Linked DNA regions of Homo sapiens: region 2 is linked to region 1. A link is an interaction called in ENCODE POLR2A ChIA-PET data of the cell type or tissue named here. Cell type or tissue: MCF 10A. All regions are shown on one strand. Each heading gives the region's core, and the rest is flanking DNA. Links, peaks and the distances in the headings are about the cores only.

The links. Peaks named below come from ENCODE experiments on the same cell type or tissue, not always from the same donor. Only the 100,000 strongest peaks of a DNase experiment are listed, where the experiment ranks them.
Region 2: POLR2A ChIA-PET joins it to region 1 with 6 read pairs; 2 of 35 experiments call an interaction of 5 or more read pairs at or near these places.

The regions. Positions count from the first base shown.
Region 1 is chr2:239,629,100-239,634,477 of GRCh38, reverse strand. No RefSeq gene overlaps it. Among named protein-coding and RNA genes, the nearest start is that of LINC02991, 53 kb to the right of the region's middle. In MCF 10A, for the core only: no CTCF peak of the experiment used is centred there; a DNase peak (open chromatin) is centred at 3,357.
Region 2 is chr2:239,424,893-239,430,270 of GRCh38, reverse strand. No RefSeq gene overlaps it. Among named protein-coding and RNA genes, the nearest start is that of HDAC4-AS1, 26 kb to the right of the region's middle. In MCF 10A, for the core only: no CTCF peak of the experiment used is centred there; no DNase peak of the experiment used is centred there.

The DNA of each region.
Region 1 (5,378 bases), core at 301-5,300:
GGGAGCATGGTTGTCAGTTCCACCATGTGAGGATGCAGTAAAAAGGTGCCATCTATGAGAATTTGGGCCCTCACCAGACACCAAATCTGCTGATGTTTTCATCTGGGACCTCCCAGTCTCCAGACTGAAAAATAAATTTCTGCTATGTGTAAGCCACTCAGTTTATGACATTTTGTTTCAGCAGCACAGAAGGACTAAGCCCATGCCTCAGGGAGGAAGAAGATATACTCACAGCCTGTGTGATGGGCTTGAGGTGATGAGGAAAGGACCTTGAACCAGAGGGATGGGTTTGGGCATCGGGGCCAGGCTGGGCTGCCCATCTCCCTTGCCTCCCCAGTGAGGGATGGGTTTGGGCACTGGGGCCAGGCTGGGCTGCCCATCTCCCTTGCCTCCCCAGTGAGGGATGGGTTTGGGCACTGGGGCCAAGCTGGACTGCCCATCTCCTTGCCTCCCCAGCGCCCCAGCGTGCTGATTCCTGAACTTGTCTCCACCATGACCCACAGTCTAGGTCATGTTCACATTCAAAACAACTCCCTGGGGCGCCAGCTCCAAGTCCACCCTTCCCTTCCTACTCTGAAAATCACATTTGGATGCTGGCAACTGAGAATGGTGTCATTATAGGGATAGGAACCTAATTCTTTAGATATTCTTAGTGGAACATAACACACGTAACCCACCTCAGAACTGGGTTTGACCCACAAGCTCCTGCCCTGGTCTGGCAGCTTCTGATGGTGGCTCCAGGAGGGGTGTGCCTGGGGAAGGTGGGAAGTGAGGAGGACTCAGGACTTGGGCTGGGGCCAAGAACCTCTACACTGTCCAGAAGCAGCCCCATGGTGCTGCCACAGTCTCAGCTCAGGTTGACGGTAAACAATGATGACTTTAATAAAGAAACTTGAAAAGGTGAACCATTCTTCTCCAGGGCTCAAGCAAAGACAACCATAAGAAAACAGAGCAGAGAAATAAGAAGGAGCCAAGGCATGGATCTTCTGCGGAGTCAGGAAGGTGTTTTGTAACTTGATATATGCCAAACTTCAGAACAGCCGGCCTTTGTTGTGTGAATGGGAGAATTACAACTCTCTCACTCCCCACAAGAGGTCCCATTAAATTTCAGCAACCATTTGGTACTTGGGAGCTCCACATTACAAATCTAATTAAGACTCCATAAAATAAAATAATTCAAGTTTGCATTCAACCATTCCATTATCTCACATGCTATATGATTGCTGCTTTATTAAACAACAAAGAAAAGCGAGTTCCAAACGAGTCTGGCCATTTGTTCGAGAATTGGCAAAACAATATGAAGCTCAATCACCCACAACAATGTGTTGCGTCTTCAGAAGGTTTTCAGCTGCGGCGTGTATTATGCTCACCAGACAGATTCTATGTGTAGGTTCATGGAGCCTTGGAAATAGGAAAAATAGAGAGGGATTATCTCCACGGACTGTTCAAGGGCTGCCTCCATTTGGTCTGGGATCCCAGAGATCTAAGATGGGCTGGGTGTGTTGGTGAGTAGCTCATCCCAGGCCAAAATGGCTCCACAGGTGGCTGCAATAAGGACCCATCTTTTCCAGGGAGCAGATGGCAGAGGGCAGCCTGGGATAACAACCCAAGGATACGGAACATGGGATGGCTAATCAATGAATCACAGTCCTTAGAGAAAGTGTAGTAGAAGAAAGGGGCTGCATGTCCTTCAGAGCGCAATGCAGAGATTCACCTGGAATGAAGGTTTCATTTTCTTTCACAGAGGTTGCGATGGCTTTCTGGTCACACCCCAACTCCAGGTGTCTAGGGACATGTCTTTTTGGCCTCTGGATCCTCAGTACCAGGCACCCTTTCTGGAAATTAATGAATACTCACTATTTTTACAAAAGAAAGTATTTGAAACCTAAAATTAACCTTACAATGTCTTCATCAGATTAAATTTGTCCACTGGTTCCTTCCAAAATCCAGGCAGAAAGGAGTTCCATGCTTTCTGCGCAACTTCACTTGAGAGACGTGATGATGGAATGCAGCTCCCAGGCTGCACTCCCTTGCACGGAGGGAAGCACACCCACGGCCTATGCCCTTCCTGGTTCAAGGCCATACACAATATGCAAAATGGATTTCTCTCCTTGGTGGGTCTGATCGAGGGACTCCAGTTGTCTATGCATGGGCAGTTGTCACGTAAGTCCTCTTTAGGGATAAACTTGATGGATTTTCTTTTACTATAAATATGAAAAACCTGAAATGACCAATTCCTTTCCAAATTTGGGTGACAGCAAAGGGGCAACCTAGTAAGTTGTTGTACCATACTAAGTTACAGTACCTTCAAAAAGCCTTCATGCCCAACTGCACCCTCCCTTCCTCTTGGGAAGACAGAGGAGCCTCAACTAGAATGGATTTTACTAATGAATCCTTCCCTTCAGTGGGAAAGGATTTTCTCTTAAGAAACAGAGTAAAGTCCTTAATGTGTGAGAAATAATCGACTAGCAGCTGAGATGGTAAGTTCTCACTAGGACGCACCAGTAATTCACTGTGTGCCCACCAGAGTAGGTCCTTAAATCTTTCCAGTTCCCATGCAGTAAGCTGCACATTCATTCTCACAGGTCAAATCCAGGCCCGGTGAAGTACTCAGAGGTGTTCCTGCCATTAGTCAAATGCTGAGGCACACAGCAACAGGCTTTCTCTAAAAAGGTGCTTACTGGTTATTGTCACCAACAGACAATCTGTGGCCCAACTATTTAGTTGGAACCAGTGGATCAGTAAATAACCAGACTTATTTACTCAATGAACCTGTAACATGAGTCTTTAATTAAATGAGTTCTAAAATATGTAAATAACTTCAGAATGAATATTTTAAATACTAGTAATAATAAGAGCTTTGGCCTATTCAACATCAACCAATGATATTCACCTACCTCCATCAGCCCATCAACTTCCTCCTTTGGAAACGGAGGAAATGGAGCAAACCCCTGTTTGAGGAGCCATTGTTAAAATTAGTGAAGTGATTAAATTGGTCACCGTTCTTAGATGCAGCCTTAAGTATTCACTCTAGCTGGCTTAGGTAGGAAGGGGTTATTGATAAAACTATTTGGTAGTTTACAGAATTCCTGAGGAAGGTATAGATGAAGGTCTGAGTGCCACAACAGCAGGAACCTTGCAGGCAAAGATCACACTTGGGGACAAATAGCCCACCATGCATGGTTCTGGGGGAAGGAGCCCTGCCCCTCGCTGCATCTTTAATGCTGATGATGGACGCATAAAGCTCCACCACCTCCTGGCTTGCCTCCGTGCACAGGGCCTGCTGCAGTGACTCACTTCTGCTCTGAGCGTTCCACAAGGTTGTCTGCTGGAGGGAGCCAAGTAATCCTCCCTGCAGGGGCATCTGGAGAATGCCAGGCTCCAGAGTTAAGCAACCTATGAGGCTGTCGGAATGGGGTGGAGTGACGCACTGGACATGAGCCACCTGGGCGACTTTCCTCAATTCTCTCAGTTGCTGATCAACTCAGAAAGATAACAACAACAACAAAAAAATACAGAACAGGACTGACTCTTGGCCACCACTCCACATGGCTTCCAGAACCAGAGCAAGAGAAACAGAGAATCCATGCAAAGGAAAGTCATTTAACATTTTTTTTAAATAAAATAAGTGTTATGTGAAAAATAGTTCTGTGTCTGCTCAGCGTCGCTGTGGGAGCCCTGCTTTGGTTATGAATCACTTTTCTCCGTGAGGTTTCCACGTGCCAGCCTTGCTGGGGACCAGCTGCCTGACGTTGCAGCATCTTGGATTCCCAGGGTCTAACTTCTCCTCCGTTCTAGGACCTGCCAAGCTCTTCTTTGTTTTTCCAGAGCAGCCTCCCTTTTCTGGCCTTCCTGGAACACCTTCCTTCTGAGCAGCCTGAGGTGAACCTCTTTTCTTTCCTGGCAAAAAAAAAAAAAAAAAAAAAAAAAGAAAAAGAGGTGTCGGCGTGTGACGTGACATCACTCTCAGCTGTTTTAAATTAACCTTCCCTTTGGTTGTGCCAAGGGAAAAGATGAAACATGATTCAGTGAGAAGAAGCCTGTGTGAAACTGTGGGTTTTTTTTTTTAACTGTTCTGTTATTTTTTAAATGTGTTAAAATGCTCATGAGAGAAAAAGTGTAAAGTTTTTAAGAAGCCATGTTTCAGAGAAAAAAGAAAGAAACCTCAAAGGTGTGTTAATGATCAATGTGGTCCCTGAAGGAGCACTCACACAAAGGCCACCACCAGTGGAACAGAATGTGGTCACCCATGGAAACACCTCCATTGGAGGCTGGAGGAGGCGGCACTGGGGAAAAGAAACAGAAGAGCAGGGATTTTTCCCATATCTCTGTTCTGACCTAAGAGTAGAAACAGCACTGCTGAAAACCACCATGGCTGGGAAGTGGAACCTTGTGCTTCTCAGGCACAGCAAGCCTGTGTCTTGCCAACTCAAGGGTGCCTTGATGCTGTACTACAGTCGCCCGGGCAACCTATGCTCTCTGGAGGGTTTCTGACGTTTCAAACATAAAATTCTGGGTAGTTGAAAACTATTTCCTCACAATCTGGGAGATAAATTCATGAATAAAGTAAGACAGAAAAATAATTTTAAAATTCACTTTTCTATAGACTGAGTGTTGTATATGGGTTTTACATGGATTATTATTTAACTTCTCATAATGTTTCTGTGAAACACACAAGCGGGTACCATTTTGCAGATGGTGAAATAGAATTGGGTTAGCTAATTGGCTACTGGCACAAGGCTGGTATGTGGGAGACCCAGGACAGAGCCACGCTGCCCCCTGGAAGGCATCCACGTTGAAAGGGAGGAAAATGAGATTGGTGCCATGGTGCTGTTTCTTTCAATCTTGCTTCAAGTTATGTTTTTCTTAATATTAGTGTGTAAATAGGTTACATTGTTTATTCTTTATGTAATAAAATAATCTGTTGTTAAACCTCAAAATTCTCATTAACTGTCTGTAGTTTGTCCATCACTGCATCCCCAACATCCACACATATCTTGAATAGAGTGGGAATTCACTGAAGATTAGGTGGGTTAGTCAATTCATGGCAATATCTATCAAATATGTGACTGGGCTGCTGGCTATAGAGCCTGTGGTGCTAACACAGGCTTCAAAAACGCCTCTTTCCCTGGTCCCTTCCGGAGAGGGAATCTTAAGTACATGACCTGCCTCAATCCCAGGAGACATTTAATCTTGTAATTTAATAACTTCACGAGTTACCACGAAGTTCAATGACTCTTGCACATGGCTCTTCTCCTTCCCCCTCCATCCCTCTCACCACAAAACACCAAGTCATTCACAAATCTCTCCAAGCAAACAGCAGAACCACTGCACTGAAGAGAGACGCTGCTTCAGTGACCATTGGAACCACCATTTCC
Region 2 (5,378 bases), core at 249-5,248, 200 kb after region 1:
TTGGGGGACAGTTTCTAGGCTCTGTCCAGCCAAGAGCCACCGCGGTCCCCCCTGAGACTTGTGGACCCTAGTGGTCTCAGAGCTTGCCCTAGCTATGTGGGGGTATCTCTCACGAGGGTCCTTGTCCAGACTTATGCCTGGCCCCAGCATCAACCCACGGCCTATTCTCCATGTGAGACTTGCAACCTGGGGACATTACAGCCTGCCTCATCCACCCACTCACTGGTCCAGCAACCTTCGCACCAGGGGGGCACGGCCCTGCAGCCCACAGCCCACAGCCAGCATCCCCATTGCCCGGGCAGGAAGGAGGACAACTTCCATTGTTCTTCTTCATCTGTGCCTCCTCAGGGGACAGAACAGTTTTGCAGTCATTTTCCATGGACTCCACAGTCCCAATCGTGAATCAAGAGTTAAGGGAAAATTTTTAAAATTAAATCTGAAACCACAGGATATGTACAAGCGGGTGATGATTATGCCTGGGAGTTTTTATCAGTCACAGCTGTTCCATTATGTTTGTTTACTTTGGGGTAGAAATGGTCCTTTGAAATACATGACCAAAATAAACACACGGGCAGCTGTAGTTAGCATGGGCAAGTGAACAAGCGAATGGAACCAGCCCAGGGAGGCCACAGTTCACAGTCACCAGGGTCAACAGCAAAATAAGTAATCTTGTGCTTTCATCCTGACAATACCCAAAGAACAGACATCTTTTATAAACGAATCCTGTTGGAATCTAGGAATTATGAAATTTTGTGAAATGTTACAGTTCAGGCAAAAGCCAAACACTTTTTAAAAAATAGAGAATATGGAATTAAATGCAACGCTAGAGAAGCCACATGGATCATACAGTAATTAATACATACAAATATTTATTGAGTGCTTACTCAGTCCCAGGCATTCTACTCAGTGCTGAGCACCCAGCAGTGAAAATGAAAGTCAAAATCCTTTTTCCTAGGAGAACCAAAATCAACGACAAAACAAATAATAGAATTTCATGTAATGATTAATACTATAGAGAGTTTCCACCACAATTATCTTATTTAAATTATTAAACCTCGCTAATCACATATGTGGAAATACATTTTACTTGAATTAAGATAAATAAATTTCATATTTGTATGTACCTAAAGTCATCTCTAACTAAAAATCAATAGAGGAAAATAAAAGCAAAAGAAGTCATAAAGGACTTATGTCTTCCTCATACATATATAAAAATGTGCATATTTTATGAATTCACAACACTTTACTTCTTTCCATGACCTTTTGTAGAATGTTAGGAAGCCTTCAGGTACTGAAAGTTGTTATTCAAGGAAAAATGCTGAAACAAATAAATTTGAAATGCTGGCATTTGTGTCCCAATCTAAGATAATGAATTACAGTTTCTGACAGTTTCCCTTTTTATTGTAATTGAAACCACTCCACAAAGAAGGGACTACTTATAAAAACAAGTTGTATTAAAATATCTGTTTCCAAGATATAGGGGATCTCAGTGTACAATGGTTCTCTGCGGTAATGACCCAGAAAAAAAAGTGATTTGTGTTTGCTTTTCATTCCCTGTAACAAGAAATGCATCAAAGGAGAGGAAAATAGAACCAGTAGGACAGATCAAGGCAGAGAGATTGTGTAGGGACTTCCTATGAATTATTTACTTCCAGATACTGATCTGATTTTGCTGGAAGAGAGAAGACTGGAAGCAGTGCTCAGATTATAAGACCAATAGACTGGATGCAAACTGAAGACGGTACTGAGTATTAGGTTGATGCAAAAATAATCGTGGTTTTTGCTATTAAATAACTAAGAGCAAATTTAGCTCCCAGGCTGTTGGGTTTCCTACCAGACACGGCTATCTCTGATGGTGTTAGAGAATTGTTAATAACAGACGCACCTAAGTGTTAACATCAGTTTCATAAAAGCATATTCTTCAGAGCACAGATCTGCATCTCTTGGAAATGATGATCCTTGGTCCTCAGGCTGCGATCTGCATCTGTCTCCACTGGAGATACTGGCATTCGTTGACCAGCGTTTAGACTCAGGGTTTGTTATACTAGACGAAAATGCAGTTGAGCTCTGCAGGACTACCCTAGGTTGCAGAGAGCTAAGTAATGCCCTCATGATTGTTAGCTGTAAGTATTTTTTTAACTTCAAGTTATACATGCTATCAGTTAGGAATGCTTTAGGCTACAAGTAACAGATCGCTGAGTCTCAGCAGCTGAAACACATTGGGGTTTATTTTTCTCACATACAAAAAGTTTGGAGGTGGACAGTCCAAGACTGCCATGGCTCCTCACTCATATTGTCCAGGAAAATAGGGGTCTCCCAGTTTTCTGCTCTGGCATCCTCAGCAAGTTACCTTTCATCTTCATGCTTGCTGCCTCCTGCCTACAGCAGGCTGTTGCACGTCTAGCGTCGCATCCATGCTCCAGTTGAAAAAAAAAAAGCAAAACTACAGGGAAGAGCAAAAGGAAAACAGGGCAGGGCATCTAAGTGTATCTTTCATATGTGTGTGTGTGAGATGGAGTCTGGCTCTGTCCAGGCTGGAGTGCAGTGGCATGATCTCAGCTCACTGCAACCTCCACCTCCCAGGTTCAAGCAATTCTCCCGCCTCAGCTGCCTCCCAAGCAGCTGGGATGACAGGTACACACCACCATGCCTGGCTAATTTTTGTATTTTTAGTAGAGACAGGGTTTCGGCATGTTGGCCAGGCTGGTCTCAAACTCCTGACTTCAGGTGATCCGCCCACCTCAGCATCCCAAAGTGCTGAGATTACAGGCATGAGCCACCATGCCTGGCCTCAAACCTATCCTTTTTAATCCAGAAAACAAAGTCATCCCTGGTAACCAGGCTACCGACTTCCATTTACATCTCATTGCCAGATTAGGACTGCTAGCTGCCCCTAGACCAATTACTAGCCTAGAGATGAACTACCAGCAAAGGGTTAGATCAATCAGGACTTAAAACCTGAGACTGAGATCAGCATTAACTGTGCCTGAGATCTAGAGACTGCCGCCCAGATCTGGACAAACTGGCATTCTGTTAACAAAGAAAGGGGAAGAATGGAGAAGTGGGTATTGGTGGGATGACGGGGTGGGGGTGGGGGCGGGTGTTGGAGGGGGCAAGGGGACAACAGCCTCTACCTCTGTTTTCTCCTTAGCCACCCGAATGTTTTTGTTCTATTAAAATAACTCTGCAAAGGCGTTCAAAAGGGAGTCCTTCCCCTCCAAGGAGAAGGACTCTGACATGTTATCAATGGTATGAAAACTTACTTAACTTTACAGAAAGGTAGAAAAATCATACTAGCCAAATGCATCTCAAGAAGGGAATTGATTTGTAGGAAGAGGGCTTAGGATGGAAAGTGAGACCAGGATGTGAGAGTTTGGAGCTCCTGGAACCAGAGGGAGGGTGACAGAAGGATGGAAGGCTGGTTTGTTGTGGAGGGAGCTCCAAGCCCTCTTCCTGCACTAACTCATTTAATCTTCAGGACAGCCCTGCAGCGCTGGGCTTCCCACCTCAACAAAGGGAACTTGATGCTCAGGAGGCTACTGGGCTTTTCAGAGGCCTTTTGGCTAGAGGTGCCCATCCTGAGCCCAGGTCCCTGTGTTCTGCACTCCCAGGGATGAAGAGGTCAGCAGGTGGGTGGGACAGCCCCTCCTGGACAGCCAGGGCCTCTGCCACCCACTCTGTGTGCTTTCCCTAGAGACACTCAGCAAACAAAATGCCTGAGCAGAAACTGGAAGGAATAGGCGGTGCAGTGATTCTCTCCCGACCTGGCAGAGGCGGAGGAAGGCCAGTGATAACACTGTCGGCAACCGTCTGCATGGCTCTGGGGTTAAAGCCATCGGCTTAGGGTTTCCATCAGGTTTGGCCAGCTCCATGAAGGACAGAGCCCACAGCTGACCTCTGAGCTAGGCCCAGCTGGGTCGAGGCAAAGGATAGAAGGATGTGGCCAAGGCCAGTGGACAAAAGAGTTGGGCTAAAGGATGGCTGGGATGACGGGAGGTGGAACGAGAATGTTGCTGGCCCCAGAGGAGGTGGGCTTGACTAACGTGAATGGGAGTGGAATTCGCAAAGGTTTGAGCCTCGTACTTCACTCACGGCTGTGAAACTTATTTCTAAAAGGTGTTGCTGGTGCCATAAAATTTGAGCCTGTAATTCTTTACTCACCAACTCCCTTGGACTCCAAAGTGAAAAGACATCAGTACTGCCTGGGGTCCAGGACAGGCCATGATCCAAAGCTCTGAGTCAGCGCCCAGGAAGCAGGGACCCCACCTCCCCCAATGCCCAGTGCAGGGGCAGCTGAAGGGCAGGCCGGGAGAGCGTTGGCTTGTTGTGGGTGGCCCCGTGGCATCAGCTGTGCCCAGCAGCGGTCATCTATGAGGACTAGAGCTTCCGCACCCTGACCCCAGGCTTCCGTGTCTCAGAAAAGGATTACTCCTACTCGGGCCAGCAGGGGCTTCCCAACACTTGGCAGAAAGACTCACACAATTGCTATTCTGCACGCCTCCCTTCAAACCTCCAGTGATTACTCTGGATGTCCCCGAGTAAATGTCCAGAGAACACTGTGTTTCTTCCTTTGGATGCCATGTTTTGGGGACATGATGCTAGCACAGTGGCTGGCTACTTACAGGAAAAGCAGCCAAACACAAGAGACCAAGAGGAACGAGAGTGGGCTACAATCTTTTCAACATTTTGGCTGCCAGTCAATCTTTCTCTGATGCCGAAACAGGCTGTCCTGGGCACGCCACTGGAGGGCCGTGGGCGATGATGGTTGCTTCTCTCTCCCTCCTCCTCTCCTTTCTTTCTTTCTTTCTCTGTCTGTCTCCCTCCTCCCCCACCCCATAAAAAGTACAATCGCTTACTTCTTTTTCTTACTTCTTCCTCTCAGTGCCCTCCAAATTCTTCTGAGCTCTTTTGTTTTGGGATATTTTTTGGTAAAGGAAGCTTCAGTCTCGCGTGAACCCTCATGCGATGGGGGAGAGTGAGGGGTGTATGGGTGTACACACACACACACACACATATAAATATAAATGCAGTGGATATTCTATAAAATTCTCATGTTAATTAACATATAAATCTGTGTTCTCAAAGCGATTTTTCTCTGTCCATTCCCTAAAATTACCTGTTTCATATAAATATTTTCTCTCTCTGAACCTAAGTCTCACAGATAATGTTTCTTGGTGCCATTCATTTTTTTTTATTTAAACACCTAGAAAAAGTCATTTGTGATCTGGCTCACCCCATGCCCTTTGTTGGGTCCCCAGCCCTTGCTGCCCTGGGGTTCCTCCGCAGCCCTCTCCCTGGACCTGGTCCAGTGCACGGGGCACTTGGCAGCTGTGGCTCCTTCTCACAGCGCACGCAGTGGGCTCCCTGAACACACAGTC